2 separate regions of the Homo sapiens genome follow, and region 1 is linked to region 2. Evidence: chromatin loops called from intact Hi-C (ENCODE). Cell type or tissue: sigmoid colon. All regions are shown on one strand. Each heading gives the region's core, and the rest is flanking DNA. Links, peaks and the distances in the headings are about the cores only. Region 1 overlaps LARGE1 (LARGE xylosyl- and glucuronyltransferase 1). Region 2 overlaps LARGE1 (LARGE xylosyl- and glucuronyltransferase 1).

Evidence for each region. A loop is a pair of places that touch in the nucleus more often than their neighbours do. Peaks named below come from ENCODE experiments on the same cell type or tissue, not always from the same donor. Only the 100,000 strongest peaks of a DNase experiment are listed, where the experiment ranks them.
Region 1: a loop joins it to region 2, with 7 times the contacts of the local background. A loop is called at or near these places in 1 of 110 quality-filtered maps.

The regions. Positions count from the first base shown.
Region 1 is chr22:33,648,654-33,664,189 of GRCh38, reverse strand. LARGE1 (LARGE xylosyl- and glucuronyltransferase 1) reads left to right here. Exons shown (of 15, transcript NM_133642.5): 3 at 13,522-13,823. Among named protein-coding and RNA genes, the nearest start is that of SNORA50B, 48 kb to the left of the region's middle. In sigmoid colon, for the core only: no CTCF peak of the experiment used is centred there; DNase peaks (open chromatin) are centred at 4,499 and 5,159.
Region 2 is chr22:33,797,737-33,813,272 of GRCh38, reverse strand. All of the region lies in intron 1 of LARGE1 (LARGE xylosyl- and glucuronyltransferase 1), which reads left to right. Among named protein-coding and RNA genes, the nearest start is that of LARGE-AS1, 81 kb to the right of the region's middle. In sigmoid colon, for the core only: no CTCF peak of the experiment used is centred there; DNase peaks (open chromatin) are centred at 6,872, 9,222 and 9,593; H3K27ac peaks cover 990 bases.

The DNA of each region.
Region 1 (15,536 bases), core at 3,513-11,512, 150 kb after region 2:
GTGTAGGAATGGCCACGGTGTATACACGTTGTGCCAGGCACTGGGAAGCACAGGTGATTCAGCCTGGCTCCTGCCCTGAACAGGTGTTCAGTTGACGTGTTGAGACAATGGAGGTGGCATAAAGAGCTGTTACACATGGGGTGAGAGCCACTACCTTATCTACGTTGTGGAAGGTAGTAGGAAATCCAAGGATGGTGAAAGAAGAGAAGGAGCCAACTCACCCTGGGCAGATTGGAGAAGGGTTCCTAGAAGAAATTATTGAGCCAGGTGTTGGAGGGTCCATGGTAATTCACCAAATGACAAAACATGCAAAGGAAATAATACAACATTTTTAATGCTTATTCCAACTGCCAGCCCTGCATTCAGGAACTTGGCACAGGGCTTGTATATGTAGGGGCTCCTGAAATCCTTGTTGGTGAAGATCGTTGGTCCACTGAGGACTCTTCAGAGCCAAAAGATGGAAGTATAAAGTGCAGTAGATTTCACCAGCAATTTCAGAAAGTTTAGCAAGGCTTGAACCAGGATATCCTCTTGGCCAATCAGCCGCGTCATCCCCATCCTGACACTGTCTCTGAGATCAGTCCCTCAGGTGGGCCTCTGTCCTGCAAGGGGCTTTTCTTTTTGGGGTCAGAAATTGGGATCCTGTACTGGAGGCTTCACCATCATAGGCTTCCCCTTGGTCCTCTGCACCTGTTACTTCCTGCACTCAAGCGCATCATTCCTCTCAGCTTGCAGAGGAAAATCCTGACTTTGCCTTATAGTGGTATTGAGTTGAGGGTTCTTAGTTTTATTCTTCTTACTTTTATAAGACTGCTGGAAGCACCTTATAAAAACTCTCCGGTGTAGGACTTGGAAGAAAATACCCGTCCGTCAAAAGTAGAGATGGCGGGTTTTGACCTTAATAAGTATTAACACAAGATTTTACCCAAACATCTATCTTGCTCTTGGTAACATGTTATCTTTGCCAAGTGCCCATCCCAATAAAGCGTTATTTCTGTCAAGCTGAACTCCTGATGAAATCTTCTATTCCCCTCTCTCCCTGATCGGTTTCGATAAAACCTCATTCCTCATTCTGATTTTCTCCTAAGGGATGGTTTGGATTTGTCAGGAAAGGGTGAAAAAAGAGGTGATTTTTTTTTTCATTTTCCTCCTCTTATTTCTTTTTCTAATATAGATACTTGTTGGAATTGGAATATAACTTTAATGTAAGTCAAACTGATAAAGGGTGGTTGGACACTACTGTGAAGAAGGAAAAGAAGATAGGAAAAAGGAGGACAGTCACTTACAGGCAAAGGAATGTCCAGCCAGGCTTTTGCTTGTTTTCTCTTGTTTTTAATTTACAATGGAGCTGAGGAAGATAACACTGATTTAGGTGAAGTGGCATTTTACAGCAGGGGGATGCCATTGAAGGAATCAATGACATTCACAAAAGTACTTGCTTCCATTTTTTTTTTTGGAATGGGTTAGAATATTCTGGATGGCAGCTACTCATGCCGTTGGATGGCTATGTTGCCACTGCTAACTTTAACAAGTACAGAGTCCCCCTTATCTTTGATAACTAGCTCTTTCTATTCCTCTTTTTACCAGCCCCATCATTTCTGTCTCTCATCTGGTTCCACTATCGAAGAGTGAACACTGCAGGCCAGAGTTGGACACTTCTGGTGAAGTGTGGCTTGCATAGCAGGTGGTCTCCATAGAAGGCTAGGCAAGGGGTGGGGAGTTTGGATGAAGGGCGGTGATTTGTCTCAAAGCCAGTTGACTGTAGAGGAGATGGGGTATGTCAGAGGGCCCCGAGAATATGGTGCAAGTCAAGTCCATCCTCACTGATGCTGGGGCTCCTGAAAAGATGGGGCAGGGCCTTTCCTCCCATGTTGATCTTGCTTACATGCAGTATAAGGGAAGAGAACTTTTGCTCAGGTTTGGCAGGTGCACCATTTCAAGGGCAGTGGTCAGATAGGCAAACTGACCATTCTACCTGACGCATAGCCTAAAGAACACTCTCTGGACCAGGCTTATCCAACCTGTGGACAGCTTTGAATGTGGCCCAACACAAATTTGGCCACTTTGAAAACACTATGAGATTCTTTTCCTTTTTTTTTTTTTTTTTTTTTTTGGCTCCTAAGCTGTCCTTAGTGTTAGTGTTTTTTATGTGTGGCCCAAGACAATTCTTCTTCCAGTGTGGCCCAGGGAAGCCAAAAGATTGGACACCCCTGCTCTAGATTTTTAGTCATGTTTCACATTCAGTTTTCTTCTTACAGTCCCAAGACATTCATGGAACAACTGTCTTCCAAATACAGAGAAGGATATCAAAGTCTGAGTGGGTTATCTGGTAGTCCCCCTCCCTCCCGAGGACAGCAGAACACCATAGTTCAATTCTGATGCAGTCCAATTAAAGACACACTCATGATGTACGGTCATCATTCTGTTGGATCCTTTTTGATGAGAGTCCCTAACTCTTCTCTGTAGATCTGAATTTCACTTGGATATTTCTCCTCTCAAGTGAAGCAGGAGGGGCACAGAAGCCCAAGGAGCAGGAATGAATGGGGTCAGGGCTTTGCTGATTTGTCTGGCATCCTCAAATAGCTGCTGTTTGCCATTGAAATCTTTCATCCTCTGTAACCCAAACCAGACATTATTGTCAGTGCTCCTCATTTAAAAAAAAAAAATCACAGAAATGCCAGGTGCGGAAGCTCACATCTGTAATCCCAGCACTTTGGGAGGCTGAGGCAGATGGATCACTTGAGGTCAGGAGTTCGAGGAACAGGCTGGCCAACATGGTGAAACCCCGTCTCTACTAAAAATGCAAAAATTAGCCAAGCATGGTGGCGCGCCTGTAATCCCAGCTACTTGGGAGGCTGAGGCAAGGGAATCGCTTGAACCTGGGAGGTGGAGGTCGCAGTGAGCCAAGACTGAGCCCCTGTACTCCAGCCTGGGCAACAGAGCGAGACCCTGGCTCAAAAAAAAAAAAAAAATCATAGAACCTTTTTTGGTAATAAATATGGCCAACCAGAATGACAGTTTGAGGCTTACAGCAAGTATAGATTCACAAAGTGAGAAAAGGATAGTTTTCAACATACTCAGTATGATGAATGCAAAATAAAATTGAAAATCTTTGCTAAAAAATCATCCCATGTGGGTCTTCTGATTTGAACAAGATTTTAGCTACAAAAAAAAAAATCAAACCTCATTAAAAATTTTTACTGTAAAATATGATTCTTAGCACGTGTGATTCGCCTCACTCTTGGAACATTTTAGTGGGATTTTATAAGGGCTATGAATATTTCATATCAAATAACACATTTATTGCAAAGGTTTTAAAAAATTAAATCAGTGGAAAAAACACTTATGAAATCTTTCATCTTGAGTGCTGCTAAAGAGAAAATTAAGAAATTCTATAGTATTTCTGCATTTGATTTTATAGTAAATAGCCACATTGAGGACACTCAGTTGATGCTTTGCAAAGGATAAAATCGTTATGGTTGTTTAGCTTTTAGTTTTGATGAATCTACCAACAAAGGGGATTGTGTCCAACTATTGCATATGTATGAAATAGGACTCAAGAAACTGGGGAAGGAGAAAGGATGCTTTCTCAGACTCAACCATTGGAGACCGTCACTAACGCTGGTGATGCCTTCAAGGCTGTGTAAAAGTGATTGAAGTTTAGGGGCTAACTGGGGGCAGAGGCTCTTCAAAGATGACTGGAATGTGAATTTATTGTGCTCTCACACACAGATCAATTGTCAGGATTTGCGGTGAATATCTATTCACCTTTTCTAGTATACACTGTTATCATTACCCTCCAATGACGGTTTTCTAAACCACCTGGTGATCTAAGAGAAGACCTTCACTCTGCTGTCAAGTCCTTCCATTTTTCTAGGAAACAGAGCACTAAATACATTATCTTTTTTGGCCTTGGTTGGTGACGATTTGAATGCTACTAACAAAGCCCTTTTGTCCATACTCAGACTCCTTGAGTATATGACGGGCCAGTTATAGAAGCAGGAAGACATGGTTGCCCCACCATGGTAACAGCAGTTCAAAGACCAACTGCCTCCAACTTTCAAAACTTAGCATATTTGGCAAAAAAAAAAAAAAAAAACACACACACACACACACACAACAAAACATTTGAAGCTTTGAAATCATTGAACCTGAAGTTTCAAAAGACAAAAACTGGTATCATTGCTCGTTAGAACACACTTCAAGCATTTGTAGTCTAAACCCAGGTATAGGTACAGCAAATTGGTGCTAAAAATGTCTTCATTTTCTTGACTTAATGAAGCTCTTTAAGCTAACGTTCTTGGAAATGATTTTATGGAAGACAAAAGTCAGATCTCATTCAGCCTATTATGGTGCAGTGAATCCAGGCCTCTTTCCCTGGCACTGTAGTTGCAAATTCTTTTTAGAAGCTAGTGAGGAACTCTCCTTTTTTTTTTTTTTTTTTTAACTGTTCTTCCATCTTTGTCAGAAGATCTGTCTCCAGGGCCTTTGCTGGAACTCAAGTGTGCTTTGGTTGCCAAAGATAACTTCCAGAAAATCACTTAGGGGAATTTTGGGGCAAAACATTCCCTGTGTACCTCATAAAAAGCGAGCAGCCTTTGTGTGTCATCATTGCCATTTTCCTTCCCACAGCAAATCTGATTCCATGCTTTTGAAACTTAAGAAAATGGCTCAGCCTGGACCTGTGTCTTGCTGTGACTTATAAACTGCCTAGAAAAGAAAAGCTGATGACACGTTGGCAGACTCAGCTCTCCTGTGGACATCTCATGATCAAAATTAACTTTTAAGATCAAACTGAGTTTTCTAAATTTTTCTAAAATGACTTTGGCTGCAATATTTAATTTACTTTGAAATATCAAATGATATTAGATATTTGGCATTGAATGAGGGTGTGAAATCTTTATGTTAATTAAAAGGAGGGCATTTTCTAACAAAAATTACAAATTGCTAAATGAATATAGTCTCATATGGAGAATGAAAAATTGAAACATATATTGGAATAAGGTGACCTGTGATTGGTCAAGAGAAAGGAACCAGAAACCGGAGAAGCTGGATAGTCAGGCAGCTGGGCTAGAAGGGAACTGCTTTTGAAGGAGACTGTCTTCCAGGAAGCAGGGCGATGCCGAGGAGCAAAGCAGGCCCTATGCTTGGAGGAGCTACAATACCAGGAAATCATGTGGGTCTGGGTCACATGATGGAAGCTGCTGAGAGAATACAGTAGAGGCTTGTGTAAGGGAAATGGAGTGCAGGGTCAGAGCAATACTATAATTAAGTGTGGCAATGCTAAGACTTCCTTTGAATCTAGAGAGTCTGGGGAAATGCCTCAGCCAGCATTTCTCAACCTTCATTACACATGAGAATCCCATGGGAGTGGCTGTTTTTAAAAATGCTGAAAACCCAAAGGAATATAAATCATTCTGTTACAAAGATACATGCACACATATGTTTATTGCAGCACTATTCCCAATAGCAAAGACTGGAATCAACCCAGATGCCCATCAGTGATAGATTCAATAAAGAAAATATGGTACATATACACCATGGAATACTATGCAGCCATAAAAAGGAATGAGACAATGTCCTTTGCATGAACATGGATGAAGCTGGAAGCCATTATCCTCAGCAGAGTAACACAGGAAAAGAAAACCAAAAATCGCATGTTCTCACTCATAAGTGGAAGCTGAACAATGAGCACATGGACACAAGTAGGGGAACAACACACACTGGGGCCTGTTGGGGAGTTGGCAGGGGAGGGAGAGCATCAGTAAGAGTAGCTAATGGATGCTGGGCTTAATAGCTAAGTGATGGGTTGATCTGTGCAGCAAACCACTGTGGCACATGTTTACCATGTAACAAACCTGCATGTCCTGCACATGTATCCCGGACCGTAAAATTAAATTAAAATTTTTTTTTAAATGCTGATAACTAGACCCCCACCTCCAGAGATGCTATATGAATTCATCTAGGTTGGGACCTGTGCACATTCATATTGTTTCCTAAGTTTTTTAATGGAAGCCCAGATTGAGGACCACTGGCCTGAGGGACCAGGGAATGAAGCAGAAACAACAACCGCAACCACAAATTAGGCTGGACTTGTTCGGAGGGTGTTGAATAGGAGACATTCCGGTTCGGTGCGGAAAGAGCCATTTATCTGGAGCCAGTGAACCTGGGTTCAAGACTCTCCCTCTGCCATTGTTGCTGGGATGACATGGAACTAGTTAAATCATGTGCCTGTTTCTCTTTTTTTTTTTTCATTAGTCAAATGGAAATAGTGAGAATACCCACTTCATGACAGCGTTGCATAAATTAAAATGAGACGATGCAGACACAGCACCCAAGGACATGTACTCAGGGGGAACTGACCAAGTGTTTGTTGAATTTGATGGATGACCTTGAAGTAGATAGAGTTGTTTTTGTGCATTATCAGACTGCAAACGTGGTGGAAATAGGATTGAAGAATGTTATCCGTGGCACCTGCGAGTGAGCTGACAGGAACAGGGAGAAATCAGAGGCAGGGGGACTAGCCCAGGAGACCCACACAATGTTCTAGGACAGGATCCATAATCTATGGCCAAAAAGTATGCCTGATCTGGCCCTCTGCTTGTGTTTGGAAATAAAATTTGACTGGAACACAGCCACAGCCATTTGTTATGTATTTCTATGGCCGCTTTTATGCTACAATGGCAGTCAAGTGCTTGAAGCAGAGATAGCATAGCCTGCGAAGTAAAGCACATTGACTCTCTGGATGTTTACAGAAAAAGTTTGATGACCCCTGTTTTAGGATAAGATTAAGAGGCTTGGCTTCGGATGAGATGTTTGAAATCAAATGGGAAGAGCAAGTGCTTCAAACATCAGGAAGAAAGAATTGGCAGGCTTTAGTGACAGATTGTACGTAGGGAGATTTTGCCATATAAAGGTTAGGGATGTAGTGTCTTTATCACGGGCAGGATGATGCAACCGGACAGCTTTCCTGAAATCTGGCACTAAGTGCAAGAGTTTGCTTTCCTAGACTAGAGAGATCTGGGTCTGTCACCCCTGAAAGGGTCTGAGCCCCCTTCATGGGAGGCCCATCCAGACCCTGGCCCTGCCTGCATTAATGAGTCCCAGTCCTATTCATTTCAAAGTGGTGGATCCCACATGCAGTACCAGATGCCAGCACTCTGGAGAGATCCAGAGATACTCAGCACATTCAGATTGATTGAGATCATCACTTAGGACATTTTGGATGGTAAGTCCCTAATCTCTGTCACTGCACTGCACGGAGGTTGATTTTCAATTTACCTTCTTTGTTCTGAATCTTAGATGTTTTGATTCTTAATTCAGAACATTCATCTCAAGTGGATTCAGAGATTCAGAGTCGATGATAAATTCATGTTTGTTGAGAAGTTTTGCAGGGAGGAGGATGATGTTGTCAGCTTAGTTTTTGAATAATGTCTTGTTTGACATTTTAAGCTGAAAGTGGGCTGAACCGCAGATCAACACACACACGTATTGCATGATAGAACGATACATCATGTTCATACATAGACTGTGTATATCTAAAGAGTAGAAACCTGGAAGGAAAGGTAATAGAGAAACAAAGGTAAAGGCACTTACACGCAGGGGATTCTATCCACTTCTGCCTTTATGTGCCCTGCCTGCAGCTTTAGTGGGCTTGGGCTGGGAGAACAGCAGAGAATTTGAGTATTGATACGGTTTGGCTGTGTCCCCACCCAAATCTCATCTTGAATTGTAGCCCCCATAATTCCCATGTGTTGTGGGAGGGATGCAGTGGGAGATAATTGAATCATGGGGGCGGTTCCCTCATACTGTTCTCATGGTAGTGAATAAGTCTCACAAGATCCAATGGTTTTATAAGGGAAACCCCTTTCGCTTCACTCTCATTCTCTTTTTGCCTGCCACCATGTAAGATGTGCCTTTGTTCTTCCCTCACCTTTCACCATAATTGTGAGGCCTCCCAAACCATGAGGAACTGTGAGTCCATTAAACCTCTTGTTTGTTATAAATTACCCAGTCTCGGCTATGTCTTTATCAGCAGCGTGAAAATTGACTAATACAAGTATCTACTCTGTGTAAGCCTGATATGAAGTAATATTTGTGTGTGTACACACACACACACACACACACACACTCATGCTTATGCTCCCATGTCCCTCATTTTACATAAGACACTGAGTCACAGAAAAGTTAAGTATTTTGCCTAAGTTATTTATTAGTAAGTGGAAGAACCATAATTTAAGCTCAGCTCTTTCTTACTCCAAATCCCATGCTCTTACTTATCTACTTGATTTGTTTGCTTTTCTCAGTTCTCTCTCCCTCTTCCCCAGCATCTAATATTATAATGAGATGTCTTTTTAAATAACTAGTAGTTTATGATGTGCTAGGCATTTTATGCCTTTTTTTAACAAAAAGTTATAGTTGTTAGTTCTTCTCTTTCTCTCTTCCTCAAATGCTTGCTAAGTATAGGGAGCATGCCAGGACCTGGGGATGGAGACTGGAGATTGGGCGGTGCCACTCAAGGTGTGATCTGCAGGCCGTTGTTCGTCCTTCTATTTGTCAGGGCTCTTTAGAGAAGCAGAACCAATAGAGTGTGCATATACAGCTATGTTTATTGTAAGGAATTGGCTTGCATGATTATGGAAGCTGACAAGTTCCAAGATCTTCAGGTTGAGTCAGCAAGCTGGAGACCCAGGAGAGCCGATGTGTAGTTCTAGTCTGAGTCCGAAAGCCTGAGAACCAGGAGATCTCATGGTGTAGTTCCAGTCCAAATTCCAACAGGCTCGAGACCCAGGAAGATCTGGTGATTCAGTTTGAGTTTGAAGGCAAGAAAAAGATGATGTCCCAATTCAATGGCTGTCAGGCAAGATGAGTTCTCTTGAATGTGGAAGATGGTCAGCATTTTTGTTCTACTCATGCCTTCAACTAATGGGAGGTAGCCAACCCACACCAGGGGAGGACACCTGCTTTACTCTGTCTACCAATTTAAATGTTAACCTCATCCAAAAACACCTTTAAAAAAAAACACCCAAAATGATGTTTGATCACATATTTGGGTACCACCTGGCCCAGTTGAGTTGACACATAAAATTAACCATATCCTCAAATTGTTGCTGCTCTGCAACAAGATACATATGGAACTTGAGACTAAGCATTTTAGAAACATCTAGAGCAAATGGACTTTGTGGCCAGCATCAAGTGTATGATCAATAGTCTTGATTAACGTAGTGTAGACCAGTTTGTTTAATTCCAGTGATGAGTTACACGTGGGCCAAGCTCTGTTTTACCTTTGAGTGTTAGGGGCAAATTTTTATCCAGGATGGACTGGGGGAGGGAGAAAAACTGGTTCTTCACCCAAGCTCCTTGTGCTTCCATGCCTCTCTTGCTGTCTTCACCACTGGTAGTTTGAGAAATATCAGTGTGGGCACAGTTGTTTACATAGCCATAAAATCGTATGTAATGGGCTGTATAACTACGACCTATACACAAAGCTTGAGGAGCGTTCCTGGGAGGGACCAGTGCCTGTAAAACGTAACAGAGAAACGTAAGGAGGCTGGCTGTTCACTACCCTGACCCTCTCTCCTGCTTGTGCTCCCAGAGAGTCAGGAGAAGCCTGAGCAAAGAGATCAGGAGCCAGAAAAAGGAATAGTCAGGAATAAAAGCAAAAGTCAGGATGAATAAAACGAGAATGAGCTGTGAATCTGGCAAGGCAGCAGGGCCCACTATTCACTTCTGATCATGCGGTGTTGGGATCATCTGGACCACACAGCTACGGAGAGTTAGAGCTGAGAGGGGACTCGGAGCACATCTCCAGGGCCCCGCCTTTCAGAAGGCAAAACTGGCTTGAGGAAAAGGAAGGGGCCGGCTCAAGATAATGGACCTTTAAAACAAACCAACAAACCGGAAAGGACAATTCTGCCATTAATTGAGCACTTCCTCCATGCCAGCAGTTGGGCACAGCATGAATGTTGCTTTTTTCAACATTGATTCCTCTGAGACCTGACATTAATTATTTAGTTGTGGCTTCATTGGTGACAAATCTATAGGGCTTTTAAAAGTGGGAAAACCCCCGCACGTCTTTGAGAGTTAAATTTGGTTAAAACCATTTGGGGTCTAAAGCAGGGGAGAAATGGACACAGGATGTCGATAGCATTTCTCTTAAGCCCACAATCAGACAATCATAATTTACGTAAATGTTTAAAATATGGGACTTTCAGGAGAGGGGCTAGAGAATGTGACCCGGCCTCTTTGGTGAAGCCTGCTTGCTTGCTCCTCCATGTTCTTACGGATTAACCATGACCCCGGCTAAGGATGAAGGCAGGAAGCTCAGCAGTGCCTCCTCTTGGAGTATATCTCAAAGGAAGCCAAGGTCTGTTGACTGCTTGTTCCCCCATACAACACACAGAACAACTCTGTGTTCTGAAAATACAGCGTGCTTTACACCTTAAATTACATCATCAACTCATCTTACCCATGACATCACCTTCCCTCACTGAGAAAGGGTCACAGGAACTCACTGATGCCAAGCGCCTCCCAATAAGGGACACCATGCTCTGTATTTTGTTATTTTGCTTAAGCCTCCCATCACTCTTACTGGAACATTTTATGTTCCCATTTCACAGAAGAAAAAATCGAAGCTCAGAGCACTGATGTAACTCCTCCAAAGAGGAAACTCACAGGTCCCATTTGTTAATTTTCTAGAGACCCTGAGACCCTGTTGAGCTTCCTGCATTTCTGCCCAAATGCTCCAAAATCCTTTCCTGAGAAGGAAGACCCTCTCAGTCTCCTGAGCGTCTTTACCTCTAACTTAGCACATATATGCAGGAGCATAGCTGAGCTCAAAGTCCAGGAGACCTTGTTTACAGTCAAACTGCAACATAATAGGAACACAGTTTAAACTTTAGTCTTGGTTTCTGCATCAGTAATAGGGATAACTATTACTACTTAATTGTACTGATAGCAACCTAAGGCATTATCAGCATGAACCACCTAGCGTGGTGCAGATCCATGATAGACACTACAGAAGGTGTAACTCCCGAGGAAGCCAGAGGTTCATCTTTACCCACCCCTGCTCAAAGGGTCGATGTTGGTTGAGAAAACGCAATTATTAATAGCTGCCTATTCTTTTTCATTCTCAGTTGTACCAAACAGGGAGACAGGTTTCAAAAGCTTGGGTTGAAGCTTGTAATTGGCCAGTCGGTGACAATGCAACCCTAATCAACCTGTGATTTCACGTCCCCTACCAATTCTGCATCGGCCTTTGATTTGTGGTCCCAGGCAGTGCAATTCATTGAGTCATATTTGTTGCATTGATAGGAGAAGACCAGGCACTTAGGCGTTTAACCCTGAGGTGATTAAGAGGAAAAAAAATGAGTCATATTTGTTAAGGCCCAAAGATACATCAAAAAGCCCTGGGCAGAGGCCGACACAAGCACAAGTGAGACCTGCAGGGTGTAATTCATCACATTCTTTGATCCTCAAGTTTGTGAGTCACAGAGACTCTCTGGGACAGTTTTGAAGCTCAGGGGTCTGGGCAGGAAGGAAAAACTTGAAGTATGGAAAAAGAGGAATGTTTTTTTGACAGGCAGCTGAGAGAGGACGATTTTCTAGAGATATGCTTTTTTTGCTTGGTAACCCCTGAGGTGGCTGTAAATGTAGCTGGAGCCCAGGATTTCTGCAGAGTGGAAACAGAAATAAGTGATAGCTTTGGGTATGCCTTGTGCCACTGGGGCTCCTGAACAGTAAGCATGCCTTGAGCGCCTACTTTATACAAGGTGATATAAGTATCCTTGGGAGATGGGGTTTTTATACTAATAAGTGTTTGTTTTTTTTTAATGTTAGCTCTCTGAATAGCCTATAATGAAAGTTTATTGAAGTGGAGAGTGTACAGGCCCAGATATCAGAGAGACCTGGGTGCGAATTCTGACATCACCATTGTGGTGGCATCACATTGAGAGACCTGCTTATCGTCTCTGTGCCTCAGTTTTTTGTGTTGTTTTTGTTTTTGTTTTTTGTTTTGAGACAGAGTCTTGCTCTGTCGCCAGGCTGGAATGCAGTGGTGCAATCTCGGCTTACTGCAACCCCTGCCTCCAGGGTTCAAGCAATTCCCCTGCCTCAACCTCACGAGTAGCTGGGACTGTATACAGGTGCGTGCCACCATGCCTGGCTAACTTTTTGTATTTTAGTAGAGACGGGGTTTCACTAGCTTGGCCAGGATGGTCTCGATCTCCTGACCTCGTGATTTGCCCGCCTTGGCCTCCCAAAATGCTGGGATTACAGGCATGAGCCACCACACGCGGCCGTGCCTCAGTTTTTATTGCAGGGTTGTATGATTGTTACATGGAGTGTTGCTGGCACTCACTTTAATGGTTAACTGTTTTTCTGGGAAAACCATGAGATGGGTCATGCTTCTACTTCTTTTTTCCTTGTTGCTTTTAATATTTTATTCTTGGCATGGAGCCATGCATCCAGTCTTCCAGCATTTCTCAGACCTTGTGACATGTTAACCACAAAGACAGGTAAGACCCGCCTTTGCCTACATTGAACTCCCAGTCTTCATAGGCAACATTTAGTAAAGCTGTTTACCAAATACAGTATGGCAGATACATGTTTTCATAGCGCTACATACAAATTATTTCGGAATATGTGGAAGGATATCTTGCCTGCAAATGGAAGAAGGTTTCCCCTGAGAGGTGATGCTTTTAAAACAGGATTTTGAAAGATGTATAGGAGTTTGCATAGGAAGAGCTCAATAAACTTAGTCATTATTATTATCTTTTTTCTTTTTTTTTTTTTTTTTTTTTGAGACGGAGTCTCACTCTGGCCCAGGCTGGAGTGCAGTGGTGCGATCTCGGCTCACTGCAAGCTCCGCCTCCCGGGTTCTTGCCATTATCCTGCCTCAGCCTCCCAAGTAGCTGGGACTACAGGTGTGTGCCACCAAGCCCGGCTAATTTTTTTTTTTTTTTTTGTATTTTTAGTAGAGACCGGGTTTCACCGGTTAGCCAGGATAATCTCAATCTCCTGACCTCGTGATCCGCCCGTCTTGGCCTCCCAAAGTGCTGGGATCACAGGCGTGAGCCACTGCGCCTGGCCTATTATTTTTTCCTTATTACTCGTTCTCTTCCTCTTGCTCCCCTCCACTTCCTGGTACTCCTTCTCCCCTCCCTTGTCTTTCTCCCCAATCCGCCCACTTTGTATTCATAATTCTTTATTGTTAAGAAGCCTACTTAGAAACATGCCAAGTAGGGAGAGGAAGACAGTGCATTTAATTAGAAACAATTTTATTATGATTGCCTTCTCTAAAAGGCATATTAGCTTTTATCACCATAATAAGTTGTTCTGTTCTCAACTTTGTTCCCAGTTCAATCTGGATGCGTTTATTTGTAACTCACTTTCCATCTGTTTTCCTTAAACATGGGATTGTGCAAGGAGCCTCGCCATGTAGTAAGGGATGTCTGGGGAACTTGGAGGGGCTTGAGGCATGGTTCATCCAGATTAAAGCTTCCCTGGTGTTTCGCTCCCCAGATGGAAAGCCCGTGTCTCTGTCACCGCTGGAGTCCCAGGCACACAGCCCCAGGTACACGGCCTCCAGCCAGCGGGAGCGCGAGAGCCTGGAGGTGCGCATGCGCGAGGTGGAGGAGGAGAACCGCGCCCTCCGCAGGCAGCTCAGCCTGGCCCAGGGCCGAGCCCCATCCCATCGCCGAGGCAACCACTCCAAGACCTACTCCATGGAGGAGGGCACTGGAGACAGCGAGAACCTTCGGGCTGGCATCGTGGCAGGCAACAGCTCCGAGTGTGGGCAGCAGCCGGTCGTGGAGAAATGCGAGGTAAAGGGCATCTGGAGCCTGGGGAGGAAGTTGTCCAAAGTCCCGATTGCCCTCACCCCTTGCAAATGCCTCCTGGAAACACAGCCAGATGCCAAGAGCTGGCATTCTTGATTCTAGCCCGGGTGTGTAAGTCTGGCTTGCTCGCTAACTTTGCTCAATGGTCTGACAAGTCATTTAGCCTCTCTGAGCTTCTGTTTTCCCATCTGAAAATGGGGATAAGAAGGCGTAATCTACAGATATTAAGAGGAGCTCACTGATGGAACCTACCGCTTGTTTCTATGTGGTTCATTTTGACATGCGCAGGGTTTCTACACCTAGCTGTCATCCTGTAGGCCCCTGCTTCTTAGACTATAGTGTGAATGGTACACCTGGAGTTGTGGCCCAGTTGGGCAGTTTTCTTAGACCTCATTATCACTTCACTGTATAAACAGCCTCTCCAATTCAGAACCACAGACTTGTTCCTTATCTAAAGAAGTAATTTGAACTTTTATAGCCTAATATCACTTCTCCCCTTTTAGGGTATGCTTTCTTTCTTAGCAGCTCTTTGGAAATGTGGGATATTTATTGTCCTCTATTTCCTCAAATACCTGCATCCACGCTTCTATGTGCAGTGAACACACATACACTCATTCCCCATTGTTTCCAGTTCTCATGGTGGAGATGAATTAGGGCATGCCTATTCATAGGAAGGCCTTTTGAGAGATGGGCGAGACTGAATTCATATCCCAGCTTTAGTGATTTATGCAGAGAGTACCCTTGATCCAGTTGCATAACTTCTGTGAACTCCAGGTGTCTCATCAGTAAACTTTAGGAAATAATACCTGCTTCATGGAGTATTTGTGAGAATTAAACAGAATGGCCATATAAAGGCTTGACTAGCGCCTAGTACATAGTACATTTTCAAAATTATGGTTAGTTTTTACTATTCTTAGTTAAACATAGATAGGACCTGCTGTTTCTTTATTCCATTTTCTGGAATAAAGAGTGGTTAGACTTCAAACTCCCTAAAGAGAATGCTTTGCAAACTGTAGTATTCTATTCTAGTGAATGGGATTATTAGTAATATTGGTGATACTATCCAATGAGACTATCCAGTGTCACTAACAAATGGCTTCCTCAGTGATGTAGACTAAGTTCTTTGGAAGTTCAGTGGTGAGGGAGGAGGACAAGGAGAGCCCCTGAGGATAGGAGCATTTCTCAGGTTTCTCAAGCCTGGTTGAAAAGTGGATTGGTGGAGAGGTAGAGAGCATCCGACAGAGGATGTCCAACGAGGAATGTGTCATATGAGTAGGAACGATGTGAAACAAACATCCATTATAGCAGGATTCGGGATGTCACAAGTTGGTCCTTCAGCCAAGCCCAGAGAACCTGGGCGAGGAGGTGGTTCTACTCCATCATCATCATTCATTTATTTATCCATTCGTTCAGCAAACATATTGCACTCGTGTTTTGTATCTCATTCTGTTTTATGTGTTGGGAAACAGCAGTGAACAACAGCAAAAAAGACAGAACCCCTTTCCCTCTGGTTCTTACATCTGTCATCAGAGGTAGAGGGAGAGATGATAAACAAATAAATAAATACAAATGTCAGGACGTGATAAATGCTGCACATTTATTCAGCCCTGACTGTATGCCAGGCCCAGTGCCCTTTAGTCTTTGACAACCACTGTCAGTGGCTTCTGTTACTTAATATCTCTATGTATGAAAACGGGC
Region 2 (15,536 bases), core at 3,145-11,144:
ATTTTTTTTTTTTTTTTTCTTGAGACGGAGTTTTGCTCTTGTTGCCCAGGCTGGAGTGATGGCACGATCTTGTATCTTTACTAGAGACGGGATTTTGCCATGTTGGCCAGGCTAGTCTCGAGCTCCTGACCTCAGATGATCCACCTGCCTTGACCTCCCAAAGGAGTTGGGATTACAGGGGTGAGCCACTGCGCCCGGCCTAGAGTGGCACTTCTTAATGCAGTAGATGTACTTCATACCACCATTTAAACCAATACTAAGAGAATAGTCTGTATTCATATGCCAATTTGGTACCACCTAATAGGAGAAAACCAGAAAGCAAACAGTGCTAGTTGCATTAATTATCTCTGTTTTATTTGTCTTTTAATATCTTTGTCTCCTTGAGGAGGCTATGGACTTCTTGAAGGACAGACAGTTTTCATCTCTGTGCTTCATTGTCTAGCACAGGGCCTGGCGTGTTGTCAGGGCATAGTACCTGTGTGTTGAATGAGCAAATAAACTGTGAAGAAACTTCTTGATCTTTGTTGGCCTGGACAGCTGTTGAGGCTTGACTGTGCTTATGGAATGAAATATCCACACAAAGGGAAACTTGGTAATAGCCCAGAACCCCAAGGGGATCATTGCAGAGGGACTGATAGATGGACAGGATGGCCTGGTGAGGCCTGCGCCATCTGTGCCTTCAACCCGGCGGATCAAAGATGAATGTGTGATTGAGTGAGGCCTCACTGATGACAATGCACCCTGGCTGGAAAATGCACAGCAGGAGGCTCTGGTTTGAATCTCAGTTTTCCTAGGAGACCTGAATGAAGAGAAAAGGCACCGCAGTATGCAAAGAGAGAGTCATCACTTGTGCATGTGTCTGGGGGAAGTAACGAATAGAAGACATTACATGTCAAAAAGAGCCTCGTCCAAAATGAAGCCAAGTGACTGTCACAAGTTCTGGGCAGGTGAGATGCTGTGTCAGAACCGTGAGAAGGCAGGGGAGGCCAGGCACAATTCCCAATATGTTTTAGAGCATACCTGGAGCTTAGCATAGCCCTAACTTCATGGTCCAGCCCTTTGGGGCATGTGCTCCTGGAACCTTAGCTATTAAGTGCCCTTGAGTGGGAAAATAAATGAGTTTTTAATGTCTGTGTGTACATGTTGTTAATCGTTTTCTGCATTTGCCACCTGGGTTGAACCTGTCAAATTAGTTTCCAGTAGTCCCTTTTAATGCATTGTTATATACCCAAGGTGGAAATCTCAGTCATCCTTAGAGACTTTCTGTAGCCAATTTCCCCTTTCCTTGTTCCTCTCTTACTTAGGTCATGCAATTGAGCGCTAAGCCCGGGTCAGCCCATTTCCTGTGTTCTGGTCTTTTTCTTTCCATTTGTCACAGTTCTGGGCTGGGCTCCCATTATCCCTGGCCTGAAGTATTTCACTAGCTGATGCTCCGGCCTCCTCCTTCCTGTGTCTCCTAATCCATCATTCTTATACTGCCAGAATGACTTTTCTAAGGCTCAGAGCAGCTCATGACATTCCCTGCTAGAGCCTCTTTGATTACTTCTTCTTGCCTCTAGAAAAAGTTTGAACAATTTACCGTGACGTAATAAAGCTGTTCCCAGTTGGGCTCTGGCCTTCTTTCCTGGTCTTGGGCCCCACCTCTATATACCAAATCATGATTTTACCACTTCCTAAATACAGCATGCTCTTCCACGTTGCGAATATTTGGGAAATCTTTTTTTCCTTGGAAAGCTGTTAACTTTTTCTCCCTGTCAGACTCCTAGTAATCCTTCAAGACTCAGGTTTTGTTGGTTGAACTGAAGCTCATGCAAATGATCACTTAAGAGGTGCTGAGATTGGCATACTTCTCCAGAGTGCCTGGCTTTAGTGTAGTGGAAATTCTCTTCAGCCACGAGCGTCCCACAAGGGAGCCTAGTTTGTTCATGTCTTTACTTGCTCTGCTAAATTATGTTTTATTAATGTGTGTGCTTGTACTGTTGCTCAGGCTACTGTGCTAATGACTGATAATTGCCTTAATGAGCTATTTGTAAGAAATACAGTAATACCAGTAGGGATGAAACCAGACCCCACCACAGCTGGTGGTCTAATAGCCTTTTGACTGACTTTATGGAGGAGCAGACTGCAGGGTTATTGCAGTTAACATAAGCAAGAGCTCAGAATCACCCACTTTTCCCTGAACACCCAATTTACCCATCTTCCACTCACGCATTAATCATGTTTATATGAGTCGGGGGCAGGTTAGGTTATGCTGCAGTAACAAATCTCGCATAGAACAAAAAAATCACTTTGGGAAGCCGAGGCGGGTAGATCACAAGGTCAGGAGATCGAGATCATCCTGGCCAACATGGTGAAACCCCGTCTGTACTAAAAATACAAAAATTAGCTAGGCACGGTGGCGCACACCTGTAGTCCCAGCTACTTGGGAGACTGAGGCAGGGAAATTGCTTGAACCCGGGAGGCGGAAGTTGCAGTGATCCAAGATCGCACCATTGCAGTCCAGCCTGGGCAACAGAGCAAGACTCCATCTCAAAAAAAAAAAAAAGAAATTCATCCCTCACCCTGTACTACAAGTCCATCACAGGCTACTCATGGCACTGCTGCATGCTGTCTTCACTCTGGGATCCTGATAGTGAGGCAGTCTCTATCAGTACTCTTGCTAGTCCTTAAGATAGAGAGAAAAGGGCGCATAATGGTTCTTAAAGCTTGCAGTGAGTTGCATGCATTCGTATTTCATTGGCCAGAGTAGGTCCCATGGCTGTTCTGGGGCAGAGAAGTTCTACCTTGATGTGCTCAGAGCTGAAGAGCTGATATTTGTGAACAATATGAGAACCACCACACCATGGTAGAATCTTGGATTCATGTGCCTTATGTAATTTGCTTCTGGGGAGTCAAGAGGGAGATTTTGTTGCCTTCAGCGGAGGTCCAGAGAGTACTGTGGGACCAAGAGTATCGGGCTATGGCTTTGGGTTCAGCCAGTCCTTGGTTCAGATCCTGACCAGCACTTGCTAGCTATATGATCTTGGTCAGTGTAAACTCTCTCAACCAATTTCTTTACCTGCAAACGTGAAAACAGCAATACCTATTTTATAGGATTGTTACATATTCCATGAGATAATGGGTTGAAAAGTTTTATAATTTTGTCATAATAAATGTTAGTTCTCTTCCCATCCCCCATGCTGTGTCTTGTTCAGAGTGAGAGATCTGGTGTCTGTTGCATGCAGACTACTGTAGTTTTTTTTCTGTGCTCTCCTGGGTGGTAGCAACACCCGCCTATAACTACAAGTGCTTGAAATGTGGCTAGTACCACTGAGGAACTGAACTGCAAATTGTAAAATCTTTATTACATCTAAAAAGTGAAGCAGTGTAAAGTTTTTTTGTTTTTTTTTTTAACACAAGCTTCTGGTTTTGGAGGTACTATTTCACTTCAGTCATTGAAAATTTAGCACCCCAATTGAGATGTACTTAAGTGTAAAATATGCATCTGATCTTGAATATTTAGTATGGAAAACTATAAAATATCTCATTGGTTATTTTTATATTGATGATATGTTGAAATAATATTTTCATACATTGGAGGAAATAAGGTATATTATTTAAATTAGTTTCACCTGTTAGCTCTTTTTAAAATGTGGCTGCTAGAAAATGAAAAACTATACATGTGGCTAACTAGCATTATATAATATTTCCATTGGAAAGTGCTGGTTTAGACATGCAGAATGTGAGGCCCACACCTCTCTGGAAATTCAGACTATTCATCCATCTGTCCTTGCATCTAATAATACATATTTATTGACAACTTCCTATGTGCTATGCACAGGTGTTGTGCTAAGCTTTTGGGAACCAGTGCTGGTCAAAACAGGCATATTCTCTGAGCTCACTGCTTATTGAGGGCATGGAACATATAGTTGTGTATGTTCATAAGTATAAATGGTAGCTCCATCTAGAAAAGTGCAGGAGGCTAGGGAAATACATCACACAGGACCTGATTTTTTTTTTTTTGAGATGGAGTCTCACTCTGTCACCAGGCTGGTGTGCAGTGGCGCAATCTCGGCTCACCGCAGCCTCTGCCTCCTGGGTTCAAGCAGTTCTCTTGCCTGAGCCTCCTGAGTAGCTGGGATTACAGGCACCCACTACCACGCCCAGCTAATTTTTGTACTTTTAGTAGAGATGGGGTTTCTCCATGTTGGCCAGGCTGGTCTTGAACTCCTGACCTCGGGTGATCCGCCCACCTTGGCCTCCCAAAGTGCTGGGATTACAGGTGTGAGCCACTGTGCCTGGCAGGACCTGAGCTTTTTAATACATGGGGTGGGTGGGCGGGGTTAGGGAAGGATGTACTGAGTTTCTGAATAAGGAGAGAAGAATGGATGAAGATGGGTCTGGGATTTGAGACCCACCAGACAGTGTTAAGAGCTTGTGCCCAGGTTCTGAGGCTGAGGGGGAAATAGGTTTAATGGTGCTACTGGGTCTGTCTTCAACTACTGCTTTGGAAGTTCACAAACAGTTCATGGGAAAATGCGAAGAGGATAGACTTTGCATGAAACACTGGTTCCTTTTGCTACATCCTCAAAGAAGTGCAACTCCAGTGTACTCGTCACTGTGAAATTGATCCGGCTCACATGTGGGGTGGTGAGCATTGTCAGGGCAGGGGAATACGGGGCTTTATTCTTCTTTACGATCCCAGCGTCGTGCAGGGTGCCTTGTGCTTTGTAAACATTCCATAAATACTGTTTGATTTCATTTGCATATTACTGGAGAAGACTTACTATCTGGATTTCCCCCAACCTATTTGTGCCAAGCACCTTGGTGGTAGGGGCAGGGAGGGGCTGCTTTTGTGTTCTTGCTGAGTCTCAGCACTCTGGCAAGGCTTCATCTTTCTTTTCTCCCCATAAGGAGTTGGATGAACATAACAAGAAGAGAACAGCCTAATTTAAAAAGTGGATCAAAGACTTTAACAGATACCTCCCCAAAGAAAATATGCAGATGGCAGATAAGCACATGAAAAGATGCTCCATGTCGTTTGTCATCAGGGAAATGCAAATAAAACAACAGTGACGTACTGCTACACACTTATTAGAATGGCCAAAACCTGGAACACTGGCACCACCAAATGCTGATGAGGATGTGGAGCAACAGGAACTCTCATTTGTTGCTGTCAGAATGCAAAATGGTATAGCCACTTTGGAAGACAGTTTGGCAATTTCATATGCAACTAAACATACTTTTACCATACAACCCAGAATCTCACAACTTGGTATTTACCCAAAGGAGCTGAAAACTTACGTCCACACAGAAACCTTCACATAGGTGTTTAAAGCAACTTTATTCATGATTGCCAAAACTTGGAAGCAGCTAAGGTGTCCTTAAGTAGGTGAATGGATAAATAAACCATAGCACATCCAGGCAATGGAATATTATTCAGCGCCGAAAAGAAATGAGCCATCAAGCCATGAAAAGACATGGAAGAAATTTAAATACATATGACTAAATGAAAGAAGCCAATTTGAAAAGGCTACTTACTGTTTTCCAACTGTGACATTCTAGAAAAGGCAAAACTCTGGAGATAGTAAAAAGATCAGTGGTTGCCAGGGGTTGGGAAGAGGAAAGGATGAATCAGCAGAGCTCAGACTATTTTTAGCGCAGTAAAACTACTCTGTATGATATGTGTAATTACATATTCCTCAAAACCAATAAGATATTTATCAAAAATGAACTGTCATGTAAACAGTGGACTTTAGGCGATAATGATGTATCAATGTAGGCTCACCAGTTGTAAGAAACTTACCACTCTGATGGGGTATGTTGAGATTGGGGGAAGCTGTGCATAGGTGGGAGCAGGAGGTATATGGGAAATCTCTCTATACCTTCCTATCTTGCTGTGATCCTAAAAAATAAAGTCTATTTTTAAAAAACTAAAGACCTGGTTACGAAAGTGAATGCTTATTGAACACCTACTACATGCTGGTTCCTAATAATTAATCGTGTAGATTAATTTATTTAATCCCAAACAGTCCTGTGAGGCGGGTAACATGACTGTCCTCCTGATTGTGCAGATAATGAAACTGAGCACAGAGAAGTTAAGAAATTAACTCAGGGTCACATAGCTTGGAGGTGGGAGAGCTGGGATTTGCATACAGACACACTGTCTCTAGGGCTTTGCTTTTAATGACTTGTTGCCTTACCTGCTGCAAACAAACTGCCTATCCAGCTGTCTTTGTGGAAGTTGCATGGTTTGAAATTGCAAGGAAGAGGATTTTTTTTTTTGAGACGGAGTCTCACTGTGTCGCCCGGCTGGAGTGCAATGGTGAGATCTCAGCTCGCTGCAACCTCCGCCTACCAGGTTCAAGCGATTCTCCTGCCTCAGCCTCCAGAGCAGCTGGGACTACAGGCACGTGACACCATGCCCAGCTAATTTTTGTATTTTTACTAGAGATGGGTTTTCACCTTGTTGGCCAGGATGGTCTCGATCTCTTGACCTCGTGATCCGCCTGCCTCGGCCTCCCAAAGCGCTGAGATTACAGGCATGAGCCATCACGCCCGGCCAAGGAAGAGGATTTGAAGTCAGCTCTGAGTCTTATTATCTTCCTCCGAGTAGCACAGCTGGCATCATTGCATCACTGAGAGCCTTCTAAGCCCTGGACACGGCTCTGGGTACCCAGATTCAAAGATGGATTAGCTCTTGCCCCGTTTTCAAGGAGCTTATAGTTGAGGAGATGTCACATTGCAGGTAATTTCAATGTAATGATACAGCCATGTTCTCAGAAAGTGTTCAAGGAACTGTTTGTCCTCTTGATGTATGTGATTATGTCAAGAGTTGTTCCTGCAGAAGATCCTGTAAACACTGGGGCTGGAAAATGTGCCAGGCTTATTGGTGAGACTCTAGGCTGCCCTGGAGGCCAGACTTTTGGACTGCAGCTTGCTCACGTGTGTCCCTAGCTCCATTTGCTTCAGCTACCCACTTCTGGTTTTGGTTTCGGTATCTGATGCTCCCAACACCTCACATGAAGCTTGCAAAACTGTTGCCATAAACTTAATTTCTAGCAAAGGGCAGAGAAAGAAGTCAGATACAAGAGATCACATATTGTTTGATCCCATTCATAAGATATATCCAGAGTGGGTAAATTTATGGAGACAGAACATATATTGGTTATTACCAGGGGCTGGGAGGGAGGGAGAAAGGGCAGAAGCTGCCTGATGGGTGTGGGGTTTTGTTTTGGAGTTCATGGAAAAGTTTTGGAATTAGATTGAGGTGGTGGTTGCACAGCATTGTGAATGCACTAAATAAATGCCTCTGGGTTGTTTAAAATAGCTCATTTTATTTTATGTGAATGTCAGCTTAATAAATTTCAAAAAATAATAATCATAAAATGTAGCAAGGGGAGAGGCATTAGACAAAGTTCATAGTGACAGTGAACATTGTTTGAATGGAAGAAAACAATTGGAAGAGAAGAAATAGGACATGTTAGGTATAATGATGGTTGTTATTTTATTTATTTATTTATTTATTTATTCATTTATTTACTTATTTATTTATTTTTTGAGACAGAGTCTTGCTCTGTCGCCCAGGCTGGAGTGCAGTGGTGTGATCTGGGCTCATGGCAACCTCTGCCTCCCGGGTTCAAGGAATTCTCCTGCCTCAGCCTCCCCAGTAGCTGGGATTACAGACACCTGCCATCATGCCCAGCTAATTTTTTGTATTTTTGCAGAGATAGGGTTTCACCATGTTGGCCAGGCTGGTCTCAAACTCCTGACCTCAGGTGATCCGCCCGCCTGAGTCTCCCAAAGTGCTGGGATTACAGGCGTGAGCCACCGTGCCCGACCAGGGTTGAGTCTTTACTCTGAATGAAGTTGGGAGCCATTGGAGTGGTTGGGGCAGAGGAAAGAGATTCCTTGGCTTGCTTTTCTAAAAGATCTCTTTGGTTACTGACTTGAGCAGAGCTTGCAGACAAGGATAGAGGAAGGGAGATCAGTTAGGAAACTAGGACAGTTGTTTCATTCAAGCAGGAGATGCTGGTGGCTTAGACCAAGTGTAGTGGCCAAAGTGTTGGGATATAGTCCAAATCCAGGTGTGTCTTTAAGGTATATTCAGCAGGATTTTCTGAGATATTGGATATGAGACTAACAGAGGAAGAAGAGTCAAGGGTGTGTCTAGTTTTTTATTTGAGCACCTAAAGGAACGAAGTTGGTGGAGTTCGGGAGCTGTCCATATATTCTAACTGGGAAGATTGCAAGAGAAACAAGCTTGGGAGAGAACATTAGGAGTTCAGTTTCAGTCTTATTGAATGAGTGGTGCTTTTTCGATATATCCAAGTGAATATATTGGGCCAGACAGTGGGATATGAGCCAGGAGTTCTGGAACAAGGTTAGGGTGGGAGATACAGATTGGAGGTTGCTGGCCTTTGCAGGCCATTGAAAGCCGTGAACCTGACTGGGATCAGCTAGAAAATGCATGATGGTAGAGAAGAGGAGGCTGAACTTGACTGCACTCTCTGCATGCTCTGGAAAAATAAAACCTGGGTTGCACTGGGGACATTGGGGGCTAGTTCAGTCATTTTTTAGAGCTGGGGTTTTGTTGTTGTTTTTGTTTAAGCCAGGCACTTTAGTCTTAACTTTCAGGGAAAATCAAAGTAGGTTGTTCAAGGTACCCAAAACACACAGATATGCAGCTGGCTTTCTGCAAAGTGTTCATGTGAAGAGGTGCCAGGTGTGTGCCTGGTAAGTGTGTGTTTTACTGAGCAGCAGGGAGCTGAACTGTGGATCTCTTGCAGCCTCCCTTTTGATATGTGCGTCTCAAGCAGTCAACCTGCAAATTGCTTTGTATTCAGAAGGTGCCAAATACATGTTCATGGAATGAATGGATAAATGGTCCTTGCCCTTTGTGCCTGAAGACCATGGTAGAAAGGTGCAGTTTATTATTTTATTGTTGACTTCTGGTTTGAACCAAAGAGGTTTTTGCATATACGTTGGCTATTAGAGATCAAGTCTGCGTTCAATGTTGGAGATTTATTATATTTTGGATAGATAGAGGGCTCTAAAGGCAATTCCCAGAGAAATCCAAAACTATTGTCAACAAAGGCAGCATTAGTGGAATCACTGACTAACTTCCCAAAAAGTTATGTTAAGCAGGCCTTTCTAAGGATGGCAGTCAGGATTGCTATGTTCTCTTCTGTATAGGGAGGAGAGTACAGGATGGCAGCCAGGATTGCTGTGTTAATTCTCTTCTGTATAAACAAGAGAGTACAGAAGACAGTTAACATAACAATCCTGACTGCCATCCTTCAACAGGCCTGCTTACGAGGTTGGCTTTGGCTGGCATCTGGGGACTTGGATTTTAGGAGGGTTCCCATCATTCTCAGACCCGATAAGACTGGGTCACTGTGCTTAAACTGTTGATGCAAACAATATAGTTTATTCTGAACATCTGTTTTCCTTCTGGGAGTCTACAATTTTGGATGCCTGCCTAACCAGTCCTGGGTGAAAACCCTAGGCACGGAACCTCTAATGAGCTTCCCTCGTAAACATGTTTTCACACGTGTGGTCACAGCTCATTGCTGGAGGAATTAAGTGTGTCCTGTGTGACTCTACTGGGAGAGAACTCTTGAAGCTTGAGCCTGGTTCCCTCCAGACTTTGCCTCATAGACCTTCTTCCTTTGCTGGTTCTACTCTATGTCCTTTTGCTGTGATGAGTCATAGCCATGAGATGCTGTAAGTCATAGCCACATCTACATGCTGAGTCTGGCGAGTCCTCCTAGTGAATTGTTGAACCTCACCTCCTCTGCATTTTTGGTTGTTGGTGTTGTTAAACAGCCAGTCATATCATCTTACGGAGCTATGAATTCCATTAGCATTTACTGGATTCCAGCTATGTACAACATACTTGTAAAACTCCAGTTTGCCTTAGAAACTGAGTCAAACCACCAAATGTGTCCAGGAGTAACTCGTTCCCAAGACATTTCCAGATATCAGGCAATATGGAAGCTACAGAGATGAAGTCTCTGAAGCTCAATTGAGATAGGAAATGTAAGTTGTATAGAAGTTGTATAGAAGCAGAACCCCTAGAACATTGAGGGAAATGAGTGCTCTACCAATTCCATAATGTAATAGTAGCTTTTATTAAGAGGAGGGTCATGAATGCTGTCTTGGGGGAGTTAGAGAAGTGACTTTAAGGCATTGGTGGACTTTGCTGGTGTTGAGAAAGAATATTTTGATCTTCCTTGGTATCCGTCGTCATCTTTTAGCTTTCATTTGTGTGTTGATCTATCCACCCATCTTCCTGTCCATCCAATTGTCTGTCTACCCACTCACCCACCCATCTATCTGTCCAGCCTTGCCAGGCAGCTTGTTACATTCATGAGCTTTGATTATGTGTTAGGCTGTGTTCAAGGCACTGAAGTACTGGGGTGAATTGAGTAGGGTCCCTGCCCTCTTGTGCAAAGGAAGGATTTGGTTGGGTGGGAGATGACTAATGAATCCGTACCCTGGTGGTATTGTTTAGGGAGAGGGAGATAGACCTGGGAATAAATATTTATTCCTAGATAGAAGTGCACAATTCTTTCTAGGGATACACAGGTACACATGCCCAATTCACCTTGGTGGGTTGAGTGGGGAGAGGGGCAGGGTGACAAATAAGAGTTACTTGTCACCTTACCTACTGTATATCTAAGCATATTGTCCATACAAAGAGATCAGTGCAGGAGATGTCCTGTGTCCCTGTCTTCATAACCAGAACGGGGAAGAAAACCTCCTCCTGTGAGTTCCCCGAAGGTTAATTTAAAATATTCTTTTCATTTGGCTTTAAGATTACTCAGAGCCATCTTTAATACACAATTAGGGACATAACCATTCCTAAAGGTAGGTGGCAGCTGCCTTCATTCACCTGCCAGTGATAATCAAAGGAAGACTCCCAGCCTGTCTAGTCTGGAACATTCAGCAGGGCCTAAGAGCTCTTCTCTAAGTGATGATGGGACTGAAGCCATCTCTGTAGTGCTTCCCTTGCTGTTCTGAGCCATTTGCAGTGGGAATAAGTGCTTATGGAGTCAGCAGCTGTGAGTTGGGGGAGGCAAATTATTACTTTTATTTTTGGCTCTGCCTGGGGTCAGAATTTCTTTTGTTTCTGATTTACCTTTTATTTGAGAAACTTGGCATGATACCTGTGTTCAGAGGATTCATTAGTCATCTCCCTCTCAACCAAATCATTCCTTTGCACATGTGATTGTTAACCCCTCTTTTTTTTTTTTCTCCAGAGTTAGTTATCAGGCATTTTTTCAGAGGACTTTCATAAGGTAGTCTGAACAAATGAAGATATTATTTTCATTAGTAAAAATAGTAACAGCAAACACTAGGGGTGTCAGACAGTGTTTTAAGTGCGTATATAGCTTTACTCTTTTGATACAACTTATGAAGTAGATGCCATAATTATCTTCCCTGTGTTACATATGAGGAAACTAGTCACTGGGGAAGCGGGGGGTATCAGGTAATTTGTCCAGGTACCTCTTCTGATCTTGGATTTTAAAAGGAGTTGGAACACCAAAAGCACAATTCGTAAAACAAAATGGATGAACTGGAATTAATCACAGTTTAAAATGTGGCTTTGTAGGAGAATCTGTTAAGAGGGTGAAAAGAGACGCCACTGACTGGGAGAAATGTGTGTAAATGACACATTTGACAGAGGACTCGTATCCTGAATATATAAAAATCTCTCCAGACTCAACATTAAAAACCAAACAATCCAATTAGAAAATGGGCAAAAGACTTAGACATGTCACCAAGGAAAATACACAGATGGGAAATAAGCGCATGAAAAGATGCTCAACAACATCAGGGAAATATAAATTAAGACCATAATTAGCTACCATTACACACCTATTAGAATGAATACGATAAAATTTGCTGACAATATCAGATGCTGGTGAGGTTGCAGAGAAACTGTGTCTTTGGTGGGAATGTAATATGGTATGACCATCTGTCAATTTCTTAAAAAGTTAAATATATACCATATGTATTAGTACATTTTCATGCGGCTGATAAAGACATACCTGAGACTGGGAAGAAAAAGAGTTTTAATTGGACTTACAGTACCACATGTCTGGGGAGGCCCCAGAATCATGGTGCGAGGCAAAAGGCACTTCTTACATGGCGGCGGCAAGAGAGAAATGAGGAAGAAGCAAAAGCGGAAACCCCTGATAAACACTTCAGATCTTGTGAGACTTACTCACTATCATGAGAATAGCATGGGAAAGACTGGCCCCCATGACTCATTTACCTCCCCCGGGTCCCTCCCACAACACATGGGAATTCTGGGAGATAAAATTCAAGTTGAGATTTGGGTGGGGACACAGCCAAACCATATCACCGTATGATCCAGAAGTCACACTTCCAGAAAAATGGAAACTTGTGTTTATAGAAATACCTATACACAAATCTTTTTAAGAGTTTTATTTGTAATAGCTCAAAACTTATAAACTACCCCAAAGTCCTTAACAGGTGAATGAATGAACAAAATGTATATCCTTGCAGTTGAACACTACTCAGCGAGAAAAAGGAATGAACTTGATGCGTGCAATAACTGAGATGGGGCTAAAGGCTATTACGTTGAGTGCAAAAAGCCAGTCTCAAAAGGTTAGAGACTATATGGTTCTGTTTGTACAACCTTCTCCCAATGACAGAATTATAGAGCATAGGAAAAGATCAGTGGTTGCCAGGGACTAGGGTGGGGTGTGAGTATAATGGGGTAGCATAATGGAGTTTCTTCAGGATGATAGAACAGTTCTGTATCTTGATTGTGATGGTGGTTGCACAAATCTGTACATGTGATAATATTTCATAGAACTACACACAAATACAAAAAAGCCTGAATGTATGCAAGAACTAATAAAATCTGAATAAGGTCTGTGGTCTAATTAATTGTATCTTGCTGATGTTACTTTCATGATTTTGATAATTATAGTTATATAAATTATCACCATTGGGAGGAAACTGGATGAAGGGTACACAGGACCTCTCTGTACTATTTTTGCAACTTCTTGAGAGTCTATAATTTCAAAATGAAAATAACTGTAAAGTTAAAAAACACACAGGGAGGTAGGTATTTAGCAGTCAGAGCTTTTGATATAATCCTTGCCTGCAAGGGGCTTACTATTTGATTGGCAGGGTTTGGTGTACTCACATTAAACTTTTGGAACGGAATGAGTCAGGGGATAGCAAAAAGCTTAGCTTCATGTCTTAAATGAAGCTTAGCTTAGATGTCTTAAAAATTAAAGCAAGCCATAAGTGCGTGGGACAGCGAGGATCTTCTTCTTCCCTATTTCCTGGCTAAATAGAGCCCACCACATGCACATGTGAGCACACATGGTCTCAGCAAATTCTAGTTCCTACTTCAGATCCTAGCTCTTCTATGACCTTATCTATGGAGAGGTCTGTATTTTCATTCTCCCCTGAACCAACTATGTCCCCATACCAATACACAAAGTCTTCTTCCTCCATATTACCAAACTCTCCGTTTTCAGTCACTCTTGCTTTTGTTTGTGAGAATGTTCCTTATTGACCGGGCACGGTGGCTCACTTCTGTAATCCCAGCACTTTGGGAGGCCGAGGCGGGCAGATTGCCGAGGTTGGAAGTTCGAGACCAGCCTGACCAACATGGAGAAACCCCGTCTCTACTTAAAATTAGCCGGGCGTGGTGGTGCATGCCTGTAATCCCAGCTACCTGGGCAGCTGAGGCAGGAGAATCGCTTGAACCCAGGAGGGGGAGGTTGTGGTGAGCCAAGATTGCACCACTGCCCTCCAGCCTGTGCAACAAGAGCAAAACAACTTCTCAAAAAAAAAAGAAGTTTCTTATCTGTATATGTTTACAAAAACAGCCATCCCTTTTTGTTAAGGAGTTAGTTGTAGATTTGTTTGTCCCCACCACATGGATTATGGCTTTGTTTTCTCAGCAGCAGTGCCTGGTCATAGCCCGGCTCCAGAAATGCTGCTTAACTGATCAAACAGTGGGCAGTGGTATGCCCGTCTCCAGATGCTTAGTCTAACTTCACGTGGATAGGCTCGCATCCTACCCACGGGATTGCAGGTGTTTCTTTGGCGTGATACTCCACCACTGAGAACATTTTGCAAGGTACCAGGCATATCTCTGGCTCTCCATCCATGCATGGATCAAGCTGCTATCAGTAACTTCCTGGAGAAAAAGAAACTCCAGGAATCTGGAGGAATAATACTAGATAAAATTGTCCAAATTATCCATGCACACCAGAAGCTCAAATTGAATACTGTAGATGGCCAGGGTCCACAGTGTTGTTGTTTTTAATGGGATGCAGTAGTGTTGGGTGGAAAGCTGAAATGCCTGACTTTTAAGGTTCCTTCCAATTCAGAATTTTTATGGTTTTGCTGTAGGATGTATGTGCTCGTGCTCCATTTTAGAGCAGCACGGAAAGCCCTCCTGGAGGATTCCTCCGGATGAAAGATTTAGGGTGGGGTCATGGTGTCTGCATTTGCAGCCTGTGTCATGGACCCAATGAAGCTAGTGAGGTGCCAGTTTTTCTTTGTGCATATTCTTCCAGTGTGTCAAGGAGCTTGGGGTGCAGGGACCTGAATGATTACACCATCCTCTTCAGATCATATCTTTGAAAAACGTGTCAAGGTCCTATGTCCGGGGTTTGGAGCAGCAGTGCCAGCGTGGAACACTCCTGTTGCGAAAAAGCCATGTGTGTTGGTAAAGATGGAGAAAAGCAGGATGTGGTCATCCAGTGAGCACTCCAGTGGTTGCTCCTTCTGTCAGCTCTCCCTTTCAAGCCGTCGGGATCCCAGAAGCTTTCACTGTGTTCCTTTTTAACTTGTACATTTCATCATGTAATATACATGTTTATTTGTAGAGGGAAATGCAGAGTATGTGCATGTGTGTAATACCTATACTCACTATTTCAGACATTGCTAGGTACTTTAATATCTAGGTACTTCATTTGATTGATTGATTGATTGATTGATTGAGAGACAGAGTTTCGCTCTTGTCTCCCAGGCTGGAGTGTAACGGCCAGATCTCGGCTCACTGCACCCTCTGCCTCCCAGGTTCAAGCAATTCTCCTGCCTCAGCCTCTGAGTAGCTGGGCTTACAGGTGCCTGCCATCACGCCCGGCTAAATTTTGTATTTTTAGTAGAGACGGCTATTTCAGTAGAGACGGGTTTTCGCCATGTTGGCCAGGCTGGTCTCAAACTCTTGACCTCAGGTGATCCACCCACCGTGGCCTCCCTAAGTGCTAGGATTACAGGTGTAAGCCACTGCACCCGGCCAATGTCTAGGTACTTTAATGTGTAGGTACGATAGCATTTATTGCTTTACGTAATTCATGCAACACCTCTGTGCATTAGGATTATGATCCTCATTTTATAGGTGAGCCACATGGGAGTGAGGCGAGGAGGGATGGTTAGGTTACGGTTGTAAATGGCAAAGCTGAGATAAGACTCAAAATCAGTTTATCTTCAGAACCATTTTGCAAGTAAGGGAGGATCCCAGATCTCAAAGTGCCTGTATCAGTTAGGATGCC